2 separate regions of the Homo sapiens genome follow, and region 2 is linked to region 1. A link is an interaction called in ENCODE POLR2A ChIA-PET data of the cell type or tissue named here. Cell type or tissue: PC-9. All regions are shown on one strand. Links, peaks and the distances in the headings refer to the core of each region. The heading gives the core; the rest is flanking DNA.

What was found. ChIA-PET counts read pairs that join two places held together with the same protein. Peaks named below come from ENCODE experiments on the same cell type or tissue, not always from the same donor. Only the 100,000 strongest peaks of a DNase experiment are listed, where the experiment ranks them.
Region 2: POLR2A ChIA-PET joins it to region 1 with 7 read pairs; 3 of 35 experiments call an interaction of 5 or more read pairs at or near these places.

Annotation. Positions count from the first base shown.
Region 1 is chr6:106,986,660-106,994,523 of GRCh38, forward strand. No RefSeq gene overlaps it. Among named protein-coding and RNA genes, the nearest start is that of CD24, 16 kb to the left of the region's middle. RefSeq lists a silencer at 4,781-4,882. In PC-9, for the core only: no CTCF peak of the experiment used is centred there; no DNase peak of the experiment used is centred there.
Region 2 is chr6:106,469,387-106,477,602 of GRCh38, forward strand. The region is part of intron 2 of CRYBG1 (crystallin beta-gamma domain containing 1); the gene reads left to right. Among named protein-coding and RNA genes, the nearest start is that of CRYBG1, 110 kb to the left of the region's middle. In PC-9, for the core only: no CTCF peak of the experiment used is centred there; a DNase peak (open chromatin) is centred at 4,645; H3K27ac peaks cover 2,290 bases.

The DNA of each region.
Region 1 (7,864 bases), core at 1,224-6,223:
GCTCACACCTGCAATCCCAGCACTTTGGGAAGCCGAGGCAGGTGGATCACAAGGTCAGGAGATCGAGACCATCCTAGTCAACACAGTGAAACCCCGCCTCTACTAAAATGCAAAAAATTAGCCTGGCGTGGTGGTGTACACCTGTAGTCCCAGCTACTCAGGAGGCTGAGGCAGTGGAATCACTTGAACCCAGGAGGCAGAGGTTGCAGTGAGCCGAGATCGCACCACTGCACTCCAGCCTGGGCAACAGAGCAAGACTCCGTCTCAAAAAAAAAAAAAAATTAGCCGAGTGTGGGGGAATGTGCTTGTGTGCTTGTAGTCCCAGCTGCTTGACAGGCTGATGTAGGAGGATCACTGGCACCCAGGAGGTCAAGGCTGCAGTGAGCCATGATTGGACAACTGCACTCCAGCCTGAGCAACAGAGCGAGACTCTTTCTCAAAAAACAAAACAAAAACCCATGTTAGTGGACACTGGGGATGGCTTGAGGGAGGAGGAGGAGGAGGGGTGGGGGTTGGAAGGCTACCTATGGGATAATATGCTCCCTACCTTGGTGACAGGATAATTTGTATGCCAATCCTCAGCAACAAGCAGTTTACCCAAGTAACAAACCTGCCCACCTATCCCCTGAACCTAATATTAAAATAGAAAAGAAAGGCCAGGCATGGCGGCTCATGCCTGTAATCCCAGCACTTTGGGAGGCCAAGGCGGGCGGATCACGAGGTCAGGAGATCGAGACCATCCTGGCTAACACTGTGAAACCCCATCCCTACTAAAAATACAAAAAATTAGCCGGGTTTGGTGGTGGGCGCCTGTAGTCCCAGCTACTCGGGAGGCTGAGGCAGGAGAATGGTGTGAACCCAGGAGGCGGAGCTTGCAGTGAGCTGAGATTGCGCCACTGCACTCCAGCCTGGGCAACAGAGCGAGACTCTGTCTCAAAAAAAAAAAAATAGAAAAGAAAAAAAAATGTTTGAAATCCACTAGCTGGGAGGGAAAAAAGAAAAGAATAAAAATAAGTAAATGAAAAGAAAAGAGAAACGTGGCCGGGCACAGTGGCTCACGCCTGTAATCCTAGCACTTTGGGAGGCTGAGGCAGGTGGATCACCTGAGGTCAGGAGTTCAAGACCAGCCTGGCCAACATGGTAAAACCCCATCTCTACTAAAAATACAAAATTAGCCAGGTGCACTGGCTCATGCCTGTGATCCCAGCGACTTGGAAGGCTGAGGCAGGAGAATCGCCTTAACCTGGGAAGTGGAGGTTGCAGTGAGCCAAGATTGTGCCATTGCACTCCAGCCTGGGCAACAGGAGCAAAACTCCATCTCAAAAAAAAAAAAAAGAAAGAAAGAAATGTGTTCATGAGAGATTCATCTGAGTGAGGATCTTGCACATCTGACTGTCCAGAGTCAAATTAAGGGTGAGGACTGCCAAATAGTGCCCAGTGTGCCAATCTCCAAGGGGCCCGAAAGCACCACTATAAATAAGATGAAGACAATATTTTCTTTAAAATTCTTCTTTCTTGAGAATTCTATATGTGGTGTGAAGGAATGTTTGATACACACTTGGGAAAGTACTTGGATGCAGTAATATCAAACAGTATTGTTTTGTTATTTGTTTTGTTTTGCTGGCTAAATTGCTTGAGACAATAGAGAAGATATTGAGTGGCGTTGCTGCTGGAAGTTCCTCACTCTTCTCTAAACTTCTCAAACTCTCCTCTAAAGAAAGGTACAGGCAAGGCGTGGTGGCTTACGCCTGTAATCCCAGCACTTTGGGAGGCCAAGGTGGGCAGATCACCTGAGATCAGGAGTTCCAGACCAGCCTAGCCAACATGGTGAAACCCTGTCTCTACTAAAAATACAAAAATTAGCCAGGCTTGGTGGTGTGCACCTATAATCCCAGCTACTCCAAAGGCTGAGGCAGGACAATCGCTTGAACCCAAAAGGCAGCGGTTGCAGTGAGCCGAGATTGCGTCACTGCACTCCAGCCTGGGTGATAGAGTGAGACTCCATCTCGAAAAGATAAATAAATAAATAAATAATGAAAGGTACAAATATTTTAAAATACTGGTTTAAATTTAAAGGTGCAACAACTAGTTACCCTTCCCTGAGCACCCACATGTCTCCATTAAAGTTATTCTCTACACTTTTTTCTGTCCTAACACACTGGAGGGTTGTAGCAACCTACATTAGCATCAATTGCTTTGGACAGCAGCAATTCCCATGGGACTGGGGTAATGGTGTCCTGTGTGAAAGAGTCCTCTAGAGTTCAGAGTCGCTAGTCATGCCACTACAGCTTTATTAATTAGCCACAAAGGATTTAACGTAAGTTGTGGAGCATTAATCAGTAAAAGGCAAACATATGACAATGCATAAACAAATAATTCAAAATAATTAGCATTTATTCCCTGAATGTGTGGCTGCCGTAGCAAATAAGGAAATTCAAAATATCATGCTTAATTTGCGATTGTGTTTTTCCCTTTAATTGCATCTGCCACCTGCTGTTAATTTGAAACAATTAAACCCTAAAGGCAGTATTCAAAAGTAAGAAGACTGCAGATTTCACCTTTGGGCAAAAAAATTATACAGCAGCTTCACCGAACTTAAAAAAGAGTGAAACATTCTTTTCCAGAAGTGGTAGAGTGTTTTCTGTTTGCACAGCATGCCCTAGTAAGTGAGAGGGTGATGTTAAGGATGTGATTGCCAACTCCCTTTAGTATGCTGAGCTATATAAGCTACATGAAATTCTTGTCTCCTTGGAGATCTATACCAGTATTGCCAATAGAAATACAATGCAAACCAAAGATTTTACATTTTAAGTTTTCAGCCGGGCACCGTGCCTCATGCCTGTAATCCCACCACATTGGGAGGCTGAGGTGGGCAAATCACCTGAGCTCAGGAGTTACAGACCAGCCTGGGCAACATGGTAAAACCCTGTCTCTACAAAAAAAAATTAAAAATAAAAAAAATTAGCCAGGCTTGGTGGTGGGTGCCTGTAATCCCAGCTACTCAGGAGGCTGAGACAGGAGAATCGCTTGAACCCGGGTGGTGGAGGTTGCAGTGAGCCAAGATGGTGCCATTGCACTCCAGCCTGGGCAACAGAGCAAGACTCCATCTCAAAAATAAATAAATAAGTAAATTTTAAATTTTCTAGTAACCACATAAAAAAGTAAAAAGAAATAGATAAAATTAAGTCTGATAAAATATTGTATTTAACTCAAATATTAAAAATATTATTTCAACAAGTCATCAATATTAAAAAAGACTCAGCCTCAGGAGGCTGAGTCAGCAGAATCGCTTCAACCCAGGAGGCGGAGGTTGTGGTGAGCTGAGATCGTGCCATTGCACTCCAGCCTGGGCAACAAGAGTAAAACTCTGTCTCAAAAAAAAAAAAAAAAAAATTGGCAGGCATGGTGGCACATGCCTGTAGTCTCAGCTACTGTGGGGGCTGAGATGGGAAGATCACTTCAACCCAGGAGGCAGAGGTTGCAATGAACTGAAATCATGCTACTGTACTCCAGTCTGGGGGACAGAGTAAGACCCTGTCTCAAAAAAAAAAAAAAAGAAAAAGAAAAAAAAAAAAGGCTAGGCACAGTGGCTGACACCTATAATCCCAGCACTTTGGGAGGCCAAGAGGGGGGCGAATCACGAGGTCAGGAGTTTGGGGTGAATCACGAGGTCAGGAGTTCGAGACCAACCTGGCCAACATGATGAAACCCCGTCTCTACTAAAAATACAAAAAATTAGCTGGGCGTAGTGGTGGGCGCTTGTAATCCCAGCTACTCGGAATGCTAAGGCAGAAGAATCACTTGAACCCAGGAGGTGGAGGTTGCAGTGAGCCAAGCTCGCACCACTGCACTCCAGCCCGGGTGACAGAATGAGACTCCATCTCAAAACAAAAAAAATAATAATAAATAAAAATAAAATGTAAACATTTTAAAAAATGTTTTTTTAAAACGAGAAACTTTTCTAACAAGATGGAAGCTACAATCATATGTAACATAATCATTTTTTCCAACAAGATGGAAGCTACAATCATATGTAACATAATCACGAAAGTGGCATCCCATCATCTTTGTCATATTCTACTGATTAGAAGCAAATCACTGTTCCTGCCCACACTCAGGGGAAGGAGATTCCACAGAGGTGTGAATACCGGAAGGCAGAAATTATTGAGAGTCATTTTAGAGTCTGTCTACTACACTTATTAAGCCTTCAAGATGTACAGTTCTGTGTGTTCTCCATTTACAACATACATATCTCAAGTCAGAGCAGCCGCATTTCAAGTACTCAGTAACCACTGGCTAGTGGCTGCCATATTGAACAGTGTTATTCTGTATCGACCAAACCCAGAGATCTGGGGAATTACAGGATACCCAAACACTGGTTTTAGCAATCATGTGTCTCTATAAAGAATTCAGTCTCAAAAGAACTAGAAGCATAAAGGTATGGTAGGTTAAGAACATTTTGTTGTTTCTTTTTGTTGTTGTTTGTTTGTTTGTTTGTTTTATTTTTGAAACAGCGTCTCGCTCTGTCAGCCAGGTTGGAGTGCAGTGACACCATCTTGGCTTACTGCAACCTCCACCTCCCAGGCTCAAGTGATCCTCCCTCCTCAGCCTCCCAAGTAGCTAGAACTACAGACATATACCACCATACCTGGCAAATTTTTGTATTTTTTGTAGAGACAGGGGTCTCTGTATTTCTCAGGCTTGTCTTGAACTCCTGGGCTCAAGAGATCCACCTCTTTTGGCCACCCAAAGCGCTAGAATTACAGATGTGAGCCACCGTACCCAGGCTTGTCATCTCTAATAGATAAAGAATGTATTGGTATTATTTTTATTTATTTTTGAGATGTCACGCAGGCTGGAATGCAGTGGTACGATCTTGGCTCACTGCAACCTCCACCTCCCAGATTCAAGCGATTCTGCTTCCTCAGTCTCCCGAGTAGCTGGGATTACAGGGATGCGCCACTACACCCGGCTAATTTTTGTATTTTTAGTAGAGACAGGGTTTCACCATGTTGGCCAGGCTGGTCTTGAACTCCCGACTTCAGGTGATCTATCCACTTCGGCCTCCCAAAGTGCTAGGATTACAGGCATGAGCCACCACACCCAGCCAGTATTATTTTAAATCTGGATCCTCAAAGCAAGTAGAGGCTGGAAAATATTATTTGCATTTATTTTTACAATTCTACTTTATACTTGCCCTGACTTAATGGGCAAGTCCTATAGGCTGAGAGAAATAGTTTTAAAAAGGCCATTTACAGAAAGGCCAGGTGACTGTAACATCAGAGGGCTCCCAGGAGGATATCTTGGTAAATACCCTCACACCTTTCCCCTTGACTCATAGCAGGACCACTCTAAGCCAGTCAACAGAAAGAATCGATCCTTTTCCCTGCATGCCATTTTACCAGTAACAGGAGGCTCAGAGCAGAGACACAGATGGGGATATTTTCCAAGCAATTCTCCAGTTTCCCATTTGACTGATTATGTGAGAAACCCCAAGTGGAGGGAGGATCTGACCCCTGAGCATGAGTGGCAGTCTGAAGAGGAGTCTGCAGATGGACCTCATTCCTCACTAAAACCTGAGCATCCCCCCTGAAGCCAGTGGCTCACTCCAGTTCTTCCCAGCTCTTCCTGTACCACCCCAAACTCAATTCAAGTATTGGCTGCATGCAGTGGCTCACACCTATAATCCCAACACTTTGGGAGGCTGAGGCGGGCAGATTGCTTGAGCCCAGGAGTTCAAAACCAGCCTGGGCAACATGGCGAAACCCTATCTTTATTTAAAAAGAATAAACAAAAATTTAAAATTAAAAAAAAATTTTAAAAAGCAAGTATTAATTACATATACAGGTCTTCACTTGCTTCCATTGTCCACGTGATATATTCATGTATCTCTTCTCATGCTTTCTCCCGTCACCTCTCTAAGGACAGCCCAAAACCTATGCCAGCTTCTTATTGGAATTTCCAGCTCCACGTCACCACCTGCCTCCTGGATGTTTCTCTCTGAATATTCCCCTTTCATCCTTGGCTCAACATTCTCTAACAGCAAGTGTCCCCTTTCCTTTCATAAACATGCTGCTTCTCCTATTTTAGTTGTTCAAGCATTGAAGATTGCAGTGTTTTAATCCTCATGCATCTTTGCTTCCATTTGCAATCTTTTTTTTTTTTTTTTTTTTTTGAGGCAAAGTCTCGCTCTGTTCACAGGCTGGAGTGCAGTGGCGCAATCTTGGCTGATTGCAACCTCCGCCTCCTGGGGTCAACCAATTCTTCTATCTCAGCCTCCCGAGTAGCTGGGATTACAGGTGTGCACCACCAGGTCCGGCTAATTTTTGTAGTTTTAGTAGAGACAGGGTTTCACCATGTTGGCCAGGCTGGTCTCAAACTCTTGACTTCAGGTGATCTGCCCACCTCAGCCTCCCAAAGTGCTGGGATTACAGGTGTGAGCCACCACGCCTGGCCCCGCAATCATTTTTTAAATAGTTCTTTTCTGTTGTCTTAGGCTTCACTTCTTATTCTATCATATTTTAATTTTTTTTTTTTTTTTGACAGGGTCTTGCTCTGTCACAAAGGCTAGAGTGCAGTGGCATGATCACAGCTCATTGCAGCCTCAACTCCCCAGGTACAAGCAATCCTCCCATCTCAGCCTCCCAAGTAGCTAGGACCCAGGCATGTGCCACCATGCCTGGCTAGTTTTTTTGTTTTTCTGAAGAGATAGGGTCTCCTATGTTGGCCAGGTTGGTCTTGAACTCCTGGACTCAAGTAATCCTCCCATCTCAGCTTCCCTAAGTGCTAGGATTATAGGCATGAGCCAGCTCACCCAGCCTTATTTGAATACTTTCACAGTTGTTTCCTAACATGTCTCTCAACCTCTCATTCCTCCTTTTAAAAACACATGTTCTGGCCAGGCATGGTGGCTCATGCCTGTAGTCCCAGCTACTTGGGAGACTGAGGTGCGAGGACTGTTTGAGCTCAGGAGATCAAGGCTGCAGTGAGCTCTGATTGTGCCACTGCACTCCATCCTGGGTGACAGAAAAACCTGTCTCAAAACAACAACAATAAAACAAAACAAAACAAACGTAAAAACCATATATTCTGAATGAACAAGACTACCTTGTTTTTTTTTGTTTTTTTTGTGAGACGGAGTCTTGTTCTGTTGCCCAGGCTGGAGTGCAGTGGCACGATCTCGGCTCACTGCAAGCTCCGCCTCCCAGGTTCACGCCATTCTCCTGCCTCTCAGCCTCCGGAGTAGCTGGGACTACAGGCACCCACGACCACGCCTGGCTAATTTTTGTTTGTAGTTTTAGTAGAGACGGGATTTTTTACCATGTTAGCCAGGATGGTCTCGATCTCCTGACCTCGTGATCCGCCCGCCTCGGCCCCCCAAAGTGCTGGGATTACAGGCGTGAGCCACCGGGCCCGGCAGTCTTTCTCTCTTTTTTTTTTAAAGTGATATTTATTCATTCATCCACTCCAAAATACTCAGTGGCTCTCCATTGTCTTTGTGGTAGTTCTTAATCCTAGATACATTTCAGAATCACTCATGGCACTCGTTTTAAACAGACTGCCAGACCAAACCTCAAATCCACTGGCAAAGACTGCTAATTGCCCCTTGTCCTCCAATATTTGCTTGTCCTTTCTTCCATAATGATAAAACTCCCAATCTTTAAGGGAAGAAACTGCCATCCTGAAAGGACTATATTTCCCAGCATCCTTTGTAGCAAGGTATAGATATGTATCTAAGGCCTGGCCAACTGGGGATAAACAGAAATGGTCTTTGCAAATTTTTAGGAAAGCCTTTTTTCTCCCCTTTTCTTTTTCCTACTGGCTAAAATGCAGATGTGATGACTGGAACTGCACTAGCAATTTT
Region 2 (8,216 bases), core at 1,907-6,906, 520 kb before region 1:
CAAAGCAGAGATTTTTGTCTCTTTTGTTCATTGCTTTATCCCCATTCCTACTACTATGTCTGGCACATATTAGGTGCTTGGTAAATATTTCTTGAATGAAGAAATGTTTTCTCTGTACCTTTTATTTTCAACTTAATTTCCTTAATGATTTTATTTCTCAAGGACTACTTAATACTTAGTAGGTATTCAGGAGTTTGTTCAATTTTTTGATTTGGTTTGATTTATTGATTTCAGTTGACACAGTAAATAGAGAACATTGCTTCTCTTTTCTACAGTTTTGTAATCGTTGATATTAACCATCCCTGGGCAGTCAAGTCCAAAACCTGTTTTGTTCCCTTGTGCCACAATCTTCCCATCCACTGCCCCACTTAATGGCATTAAAAGAAAAAAAAAGAACTTTCTTTGTAGCTATCTTACATAACAGAAAGTCATTATTTTTGTTAGGAAGCAGTTTTGTAACCAACAGCTTTGACAACTCTGCCCCAAGGCCCATGAAGACTCAGTGTGATGGGAAGGCCTGGAAGAGTTATAGGCAGAGGAGTAGGAGATCTCATTTATGCTATGGGGCTGTCACTTGTGCCGACAGAGTAGAGGGTGGGGAGTGCAGTGTCTCTGCTGAGCATTCAGGCTGCCAGGCCAAGTCCTGACTTTTCCTCGGGGACAGGGCGCTTCCCTCCTCCCTTTGGTCCCCGAGGTGTAGGTGCAGTCACTCCTCTCCAGTCTGCCCAGCAATAAGCTGGTAAACACAAGGTTCTGTGACACACCCAGAAGAATTTAAAATAATTCTCAGAGCCAGGTGTGGTAGCTCACTCCTGTAATCCCAACACTTTGGGAGGCTGAGGAGGGAAGATCCCTTGAACCCCAGGAGGTCAAGGGTGCAATGAGCTGTGTTCACGCCACTGCACTCCAGCCTGGGCAACAAAGGGAGACCTTGTCTCAAAACAAAACAAAACGAACAACCCTCAGCCTACCATTCCTTCATTGGACTGACAAAAAATTGGCTATACCTAAGGAGGAAAAGAAATATAAATTAAAAATTAGCCGGGCGTGATGGCGGGTGCCTGTAATCCCAGCTACTTGGGAGGCTGAGGCAGGGAATTGCTTGAACACAGGAGGTGGAGATTGCAGTGAGCCAATATTGCACCACTGCATTCCAGCCTGGGTGACAGAGCAAGGCTTCATCTCAAAAAAAAAATTATATATATAAATACTTCTGCACTATAAAAAGATGAGTCTAGAGCAGGAACACAAAAGCAAGTATATAATCATAAAAATGAAGTAAGGCAGATCTACTTAGACCGCCTTTCTCAAAGTAATTGACACAGATGCCCTGTGCTCTAACACAGTATAATTAATGTGTATCACTCTTAAAGGGCCACATTGCCTGCCTGTACCATGAAGCATCTTTAGAGTTGGCACTGTACAGTCATTAATTACATGAGCCCCTGAGTTAGGTATCATTATCCCTGCTTTGCAAACAAGGAAAATCAAGGGTGTTGGTGCCTAGACTCTAAGCAGTGTGTGGCTGGGCTCAATAAAGAATCCTGGAATTTCTGACTCTTAGCCTGAACTTGGGTTTTTTGCACTGTGGAGTCAATACATCATTGAAGACAACCAAGTGGAAATAACCCAAATACACATTGTTCTTGCAGTATTTCAGCCCCACCCTTGTAATTTTCTACATGAAAGGAGACTGCTGTCTGTTTGGCATGTTTGAGGGCTGGAGGAGATGGACTGTGGAGCTCAATGAGGAGGATGGCATGGTGAAATGGAAGGGAAATTCATTGCATGATTTCTGGTCTTTAGAAAGGCTACCCAAGCTTGGTTTCTTGAGAATGATTCTAGTCTGCAGGCTGACCATGCAACTTGGCCTTCCCTTCCAGGATGCTCCTGGTAAATCTCAGAAGAAAAGAGCAGACAAGTTTTATCTGTAAAGGAAGTACTCCAGCACAAGGATGTGAAGATCTATGAAAATAGAGCACATGTACACCAATGTGTGGGTCTTCTTTGCAAGCATTTCAGAGGCAGCTGCCTAGTCTGCTGATAGCTAATGCTGGTCTGGTTTCTCCTATTCGGGATCATATCTATTTTAGTCTCCTCTATAAATTATTCAAATGAGCCCAGAAGCCTTTCTGTATCAGATGGGTAAAGAAGTGGCTGGGGATTAATTTCTGAAACATTACCCTCCAAGAAGAATACTTTTAGGACAGTGCTTGGTACAATTTTTTAAGTACAAGTTACTCTCCCAAGCAGGCTGCAGCACTAACAACAAGGTGACAGGTGGAGTGTGGGTCATCCTGGAAGTGACGTGGCAGCCTCTGGGCTATGTCAGTTCTCCAGGCCTCCCCACCCCTACCCCCCAGCCCCACTCCAAAGGGTGTTTTAGCTCTATTAAGCATTCTTTATGCCAGACAGTTAAAAAAAAAAAAAGAAGAAGAAAATTAAGAGTCTTATTTATTGGCATACTATAGACAAAAAGGAAAAGATAGAATATTTTACCCCCTATCTCTCATCTTTGGTCTTATTTAGGGAGATAAGTTTAATAGTAACTATGGAAACATTTCTTTCAACAGATTGAGCTGACCAGTAAAAACTTCACTGATTGAGATATATTTTTCAGCAAAACATACTTACTCTCTGAGCGTTATGCATATGAATATGGCTTTAGCTTCCCTTTTGCAGAGAGAAAAATATCACAGTATCCTATTAAAATTTTTGCAAATATAAACTGTTTCTGCTTTATGTTTTTAATCAGAAGTAGAATTTAGAAAAATAAATTTCATATAGTATTTTTTCTTCACAAAGCTATTAGAGTAGGAACTGATTTGGTTGAATTTTTTTCCTAAGTTAAATCTGAGACTCTCATGAACACAAAGTGTATGTTTTTCATGGAAATATAAATTAAATATTTTGGAGAATTGGATGTCTATAGATAAAGTATAACACTTGGCTGTCTAGAACCTTGGGAAATGAGTTATTCAAAACAACTGAGTTTTATAGATGACATAGTGTTTATCTTGATAGGTTAAACACTTTAAAATGTTTACCATTTTGAATAAAAACTATCTAAAGATGTGTTTGTTTATTTTTCTATTTTTTAAAAAACAGTACACTAAACATTTTTTAGCTTTTTCTTGATGATTCATGATCATTATTATTATTATAGAAAAAGCTTTTTATGGAATTATAGTAATGTTTATTGAGAGCTTATTGAAAAGTATATTCTGGCCAGGCACAGTGGCTCATGCCTGTAATCCCAGCACTTTGGAAGGCCAAGGCGGGCAGATTGCTTGAGTCCAGGAGTTTGAAACCAGCCTGGCCAACAAGGCGAAACTTCATTTCCACAAAATATTAAAAAAAAAAAAAAATTAGCCAGGTGTGGTGGCACGTGCCTGTAGTCCCAGCTACTCGGGAAGCTGAAGTGAGAGAATCACTTGAGCCTGGGAGGTGGAGGCTACAGTGAGCCAAGATTGTGCCACTGCACTCCAGGCTGGGCAACAGAATAAGACTCTGTCTCAAAATTAAAAAAAAAAAAAAAAGAAAGTATATTCTGTTATTACAGTAAATTATCATTTCTGTGTTATTTTTAATAGGCTTTTTCTAAAGTTTCTCTCTTGTTACCTGTCATTTCTTACTTTTGTCAGCACGTACCTTTTCAAATCTTGAGGTTGTGATTAGTATTGTGTTTAGAAATTAGCTAACAGTGCTCATTAGATTGTTCTATAAAGGAGGAATAAAATGGGCTTGGAGTGAGGCCAAGATGCCCTCTCCAATTTTAACTATTCTTTTTCTTCTTAATTATTATAGAAACTTTAAAACATACACAAAATAGAGAGAATAGAATATAAACCACCACCCCACTCCACTTGACTTTCCACATCATCCAGTTTCAACAGCTACCAACTTCTGGGCAATCCTGTTTCCTCTCTACCTTCCCAACTCTTTCATCCCACATCACTCCATAATTGGATTAAAAGCCAGTTCTAGCATCGGTATGAACTCATGTTTAATTTAATGTAGATGCAGATAGTTACATATAGAAATATTGAGATATATTGGTCTATACAGTGGTTAGTATACACAGATATATTTCCTTGCTCCCTCAGCTGAGAGGGCCTAGAAACAGTGATACTCTTAAAGAGAGAACCAGGCGATGGACACAACACAGTGAATCAAAAAGACAGGAGACAACAGGGGGGCAAAAGACATTATACACTATAGAGAGAATGCCACTAACAATATTCTGTGCCCCAGGGATGTTAACCACTGACCTAGATGATCTGTTTTGCCATTCCTTTCTTGAATGGCAAGAATTTTAAATACGGTAATATTCCTGATCTACTCTTAATGCCAACTCTAAACTATGAGGATAAGAGTAAGTCTTCTTTCTCAATTGTTTTCTTACTTCTGTGGCACATGACATAATTTTCTGGACATGTAATTTCAAGACATGTTGGTCTGTTGTCATCTGAGCTAACCATGAAATAGACTTGTCCTACATAAACTGAGATAAACATGTATTTACTTACTCACCGGAATCCAGTGCATAGAGTTTACATATGATTATGTCTTTATAAGAAGAACACTACTTGCTTAGGTTGGAGAATATGACTACATTTGCCAAACTATGGCAAACTAAACTATGACTCAGAAGCTAACTTAGAGTAGGATTGGAAAAACAAAAGAAACTATCTTGTTGATTACACAATGTATCTGTAGTCCTTTTACAAAACTGTATGTTCAGATATTGTCAACACTGACTGTTACACTTTTGCCAGTGTGTTTTTACTATAAACCATCTTGCTGTTAAAATGTCAGCATTTTGCTGGGCATGGTGGTGTGTGCTATTCAGGAGGCTGAGATGGGAGGATGGCTTGAAGCCAAGAGTTCGAGGCTACAGTGAGCTATGATCATGTGCTTACACCTCAGCTTGCATGACAGAGAAAGACCTGGTCTCTAAAATATAATAATAATAATCAGTATTTTGTTGGGAATTGTTATAGTGTATAATAACCTGCATATTTGTATAGTTATGTTTCTCCTTTTTATGTGCTTTCAGAAGAAACTTCTTTTAAAGGCTTAATTGATTTTTTAAGTCATAAAGGTTTTACTTTTTATTTAGTATTTTAAATATGGTAATTTATATGAAGAAGTGAAAAAGAGTAGATTCAATATCTCCCTTAGATCCACGCAAGAGTGTCTTCGCTTTTAAAAGGCCTATGTGTACTTCCGGTCTATCCCTCTGAGGGCAGAGGATGATGTGTCTCTTAGGCAAGAGAGGTGACCAAGGGGAGGCTGTGTGCAGGGAATGTGTCCAGAGCTTGGATGTGCAAGCTGAGTTGTCCATGGGCAGGCGTAGGAGGTCACTTGTAGTGTGGAATGGAGACAAGGGAGGGCAGAGAAGGAGGCAAACCTGAGTTTCAGTTCATTCTGAAGGTAAATTTTTAAAGGCGAGAAATTAGAACACACTGAGTTTGTTAACTTGATTTGAAATTTTAAAATATTTAAACATATGGTATGTGAGCTTCCACTTATGTTCTTATTTCCCTTTTGCCACCAATGTTGGGGGAAAACAGGTAGATTTTTTAAAAACAAAACAAAAAAGATTGGACTCACATGTTCCTAGTTTCTTAATTCTTTTAACCTTTTGATAAATACTCTGTAACGTTGTCTTTGAATTTAACCATGAATTATAGGTGAAAGATTCTACCTAAAGATATATTCCATAAACTTTTAGGTGTTCAGAATAAATATATAAAAATCACCCGAATGTTTCAAATGCCAGATCTTCAAGGAGAATATGGGGGAGGAGAGGGATAACTAAATAATCAGCTAACTGAAACTTACTTACTTATTTATGTGTTTGAGCCACAGAGGGCAGATTTTTAGCCTAAGAAATGTCCCTTGCTCTAAATGAATGTATAAACCGAATGGGAGGGTAAGACAAATGTACACGAAAAAGTTAAAACAGAACAGCAAATATGAAATCAGTGTTACCAGTGATAAATGCTTTAAGAGAAGGATTTCAGTAAGCTTAGGTAGTCAGGGAGGGCTCCTGGGCTGGGCTTTGCTGTGTGAATCAGAGTTGGATTGTCACAGGCAGATGAGGTGATATTTGGGAAGGAAAAGTCATGTGGGCAAAGATAAAGAGACAGGCAAGCACTACGTGTGTTTGGGGAACTGTGAACATACTAATTTAGTTAGAGTGGACGGTCTGTGCGGGTACATAAAAGCAGGATGACTTGAAAGATATATAGTGCTGTCTCTGTTTAAGGCTTTGAGAGTCGGGGCTTTATCCTGAAGAAAGTGGATAGTCACTGAAGGTATCTGAGATACAGATGGTAGGATTAAATCTGTGATTTGGACAGAACAAACAAATGGCTTTGTTTAGATGAACTGGCAGAGGGAAACAAGAGGCAGGCAGACCAGGGGATTCCTGAGCTCATGGACCAGAGAAGAGGCCAAGGATCTGACATTTTAAAGAGATACACGTTTCCTCTGTCACAGAACTTAAAACTCCGTCTAGTGGTTTTCAGAGATATCACCAACAATTTCCACTGTGAACAAATGATAGATGATGAGACAGAATAGAATAGAAAATGAGTACCTGTGTAAGTAGGATAAAAAGTAATACACATTTACCATTTACCACATTCATATTTCATGTCCTCCTAGTGTTTGATGATGTTACTTCTCTAAATGAAGAAAGATAAGCCCCACCTAACTCATATGGAAGTAGATAAAGTATATTTCCAAAATTCAACCTGTGGAATATAATTATCTTAACCTTGTCCGTACAGAGCACAGGGACATGTCTTTAGCCCCAGGTAACAAGAACATGTTATTTTTAATATGAAGATGTCACACGGGTGGGGTGAGCAGCATGGTGGAGAAAGGCACTGGGCACTGGACAGTCTGTGAGTTTGTTCTCGGGATGATCCTTCTGACTGGCTCTAGGATCTGGGGCAACTCATTCACAGCCTCACTTAAGGAGATTAAATTCTATAAACGTCAAGGCCCTTTTCAGCTCTAACATTCTATAATTATATAAGTTAGATCTAACACCAAAAGACCATTTAATGGAATAGATTTCTAAATACACTTTGACTCATACTCTTTGGTTAAATTTCCTGGCAGCTATGACACTAAGGAATGACACAGCTATAGGCTTATCTATGATTAATTGTGGGAAACTTGAGGTGGAGATTTTTTTAATGCTGATTTTGTATCAAGGTTATTCGGTCATTTGGTATGTGAATTATATTCCTCCTCCCCATGAATCACTATTAAAAATAGGTTAGCTTATAGATATAATTCAATAGATCATATTCTTTTTGTGAACTTTTTAGGAACTGCCCATGAGGGACATGAAGTAAGACCAGTTCCCAGTGTAGAACCACACACACCTTGGAAAAGACTAAGAAAGACTATGGCAAATTGGTTTAAAGCATAGATTTTAAAGTCATATCTGCTCAGGTTCAAATCCTAGCACTGCCACTTGATAGCTGTGTGACCTTGGACTAGTTGCTAAACCTTGCTGTGCTTCAGTTTACTCATCTACCTCATCAGGTCATTGTGAGGATACATGTGTTTATTACATGTAAAGTACTTAAAATACCACCTACCATAAGTATTTGGTATTGTTATTATTATTGGACCCCCAGAAAATATTTAGGAAGGCATCCTAGCATACAGAGCTGTAGGCATAATTATGTGAACCCAACATTTCTTTTTCAAGATCAGTTCAGCTGTTTTGGTGATGTGTTTTGGTATTCGTCCCATTGTAATTCCAAAGCCACAAAGATGACGTTGTTTTAATCATTGTTTCATCCTATTTGCATTTTACTAAAGATAAATATATTAAATATTTAGTCTGTATGGGGTACATACTTTTAAGGAGGAATGTTCTACAGAAAAGTACAGAAAGAGGAGGTTTAGAGGCAGAAGAGGAAGTTTAGAGACATGAAGGAAGTGGTTCTTACGTTTGCTTTGTGCTTTCAGTAGATAGTTAATATCCATTTAAAGGATGTTTAGTGGGGGAAAATTCTGCTGGGACTAAAATTTCATGCTTAGCTGAAGCAATGCATCAGGGTTTTTAAGTATAGTTTTATTCAGTCTACTTCATCTTAGTTAACAAACTGAGGTTGGTCTTCAGCCCATAGTTAATGAATTATCTATTACTATTTCAAATTAAACTTCATGTATTTGAGCCTTAG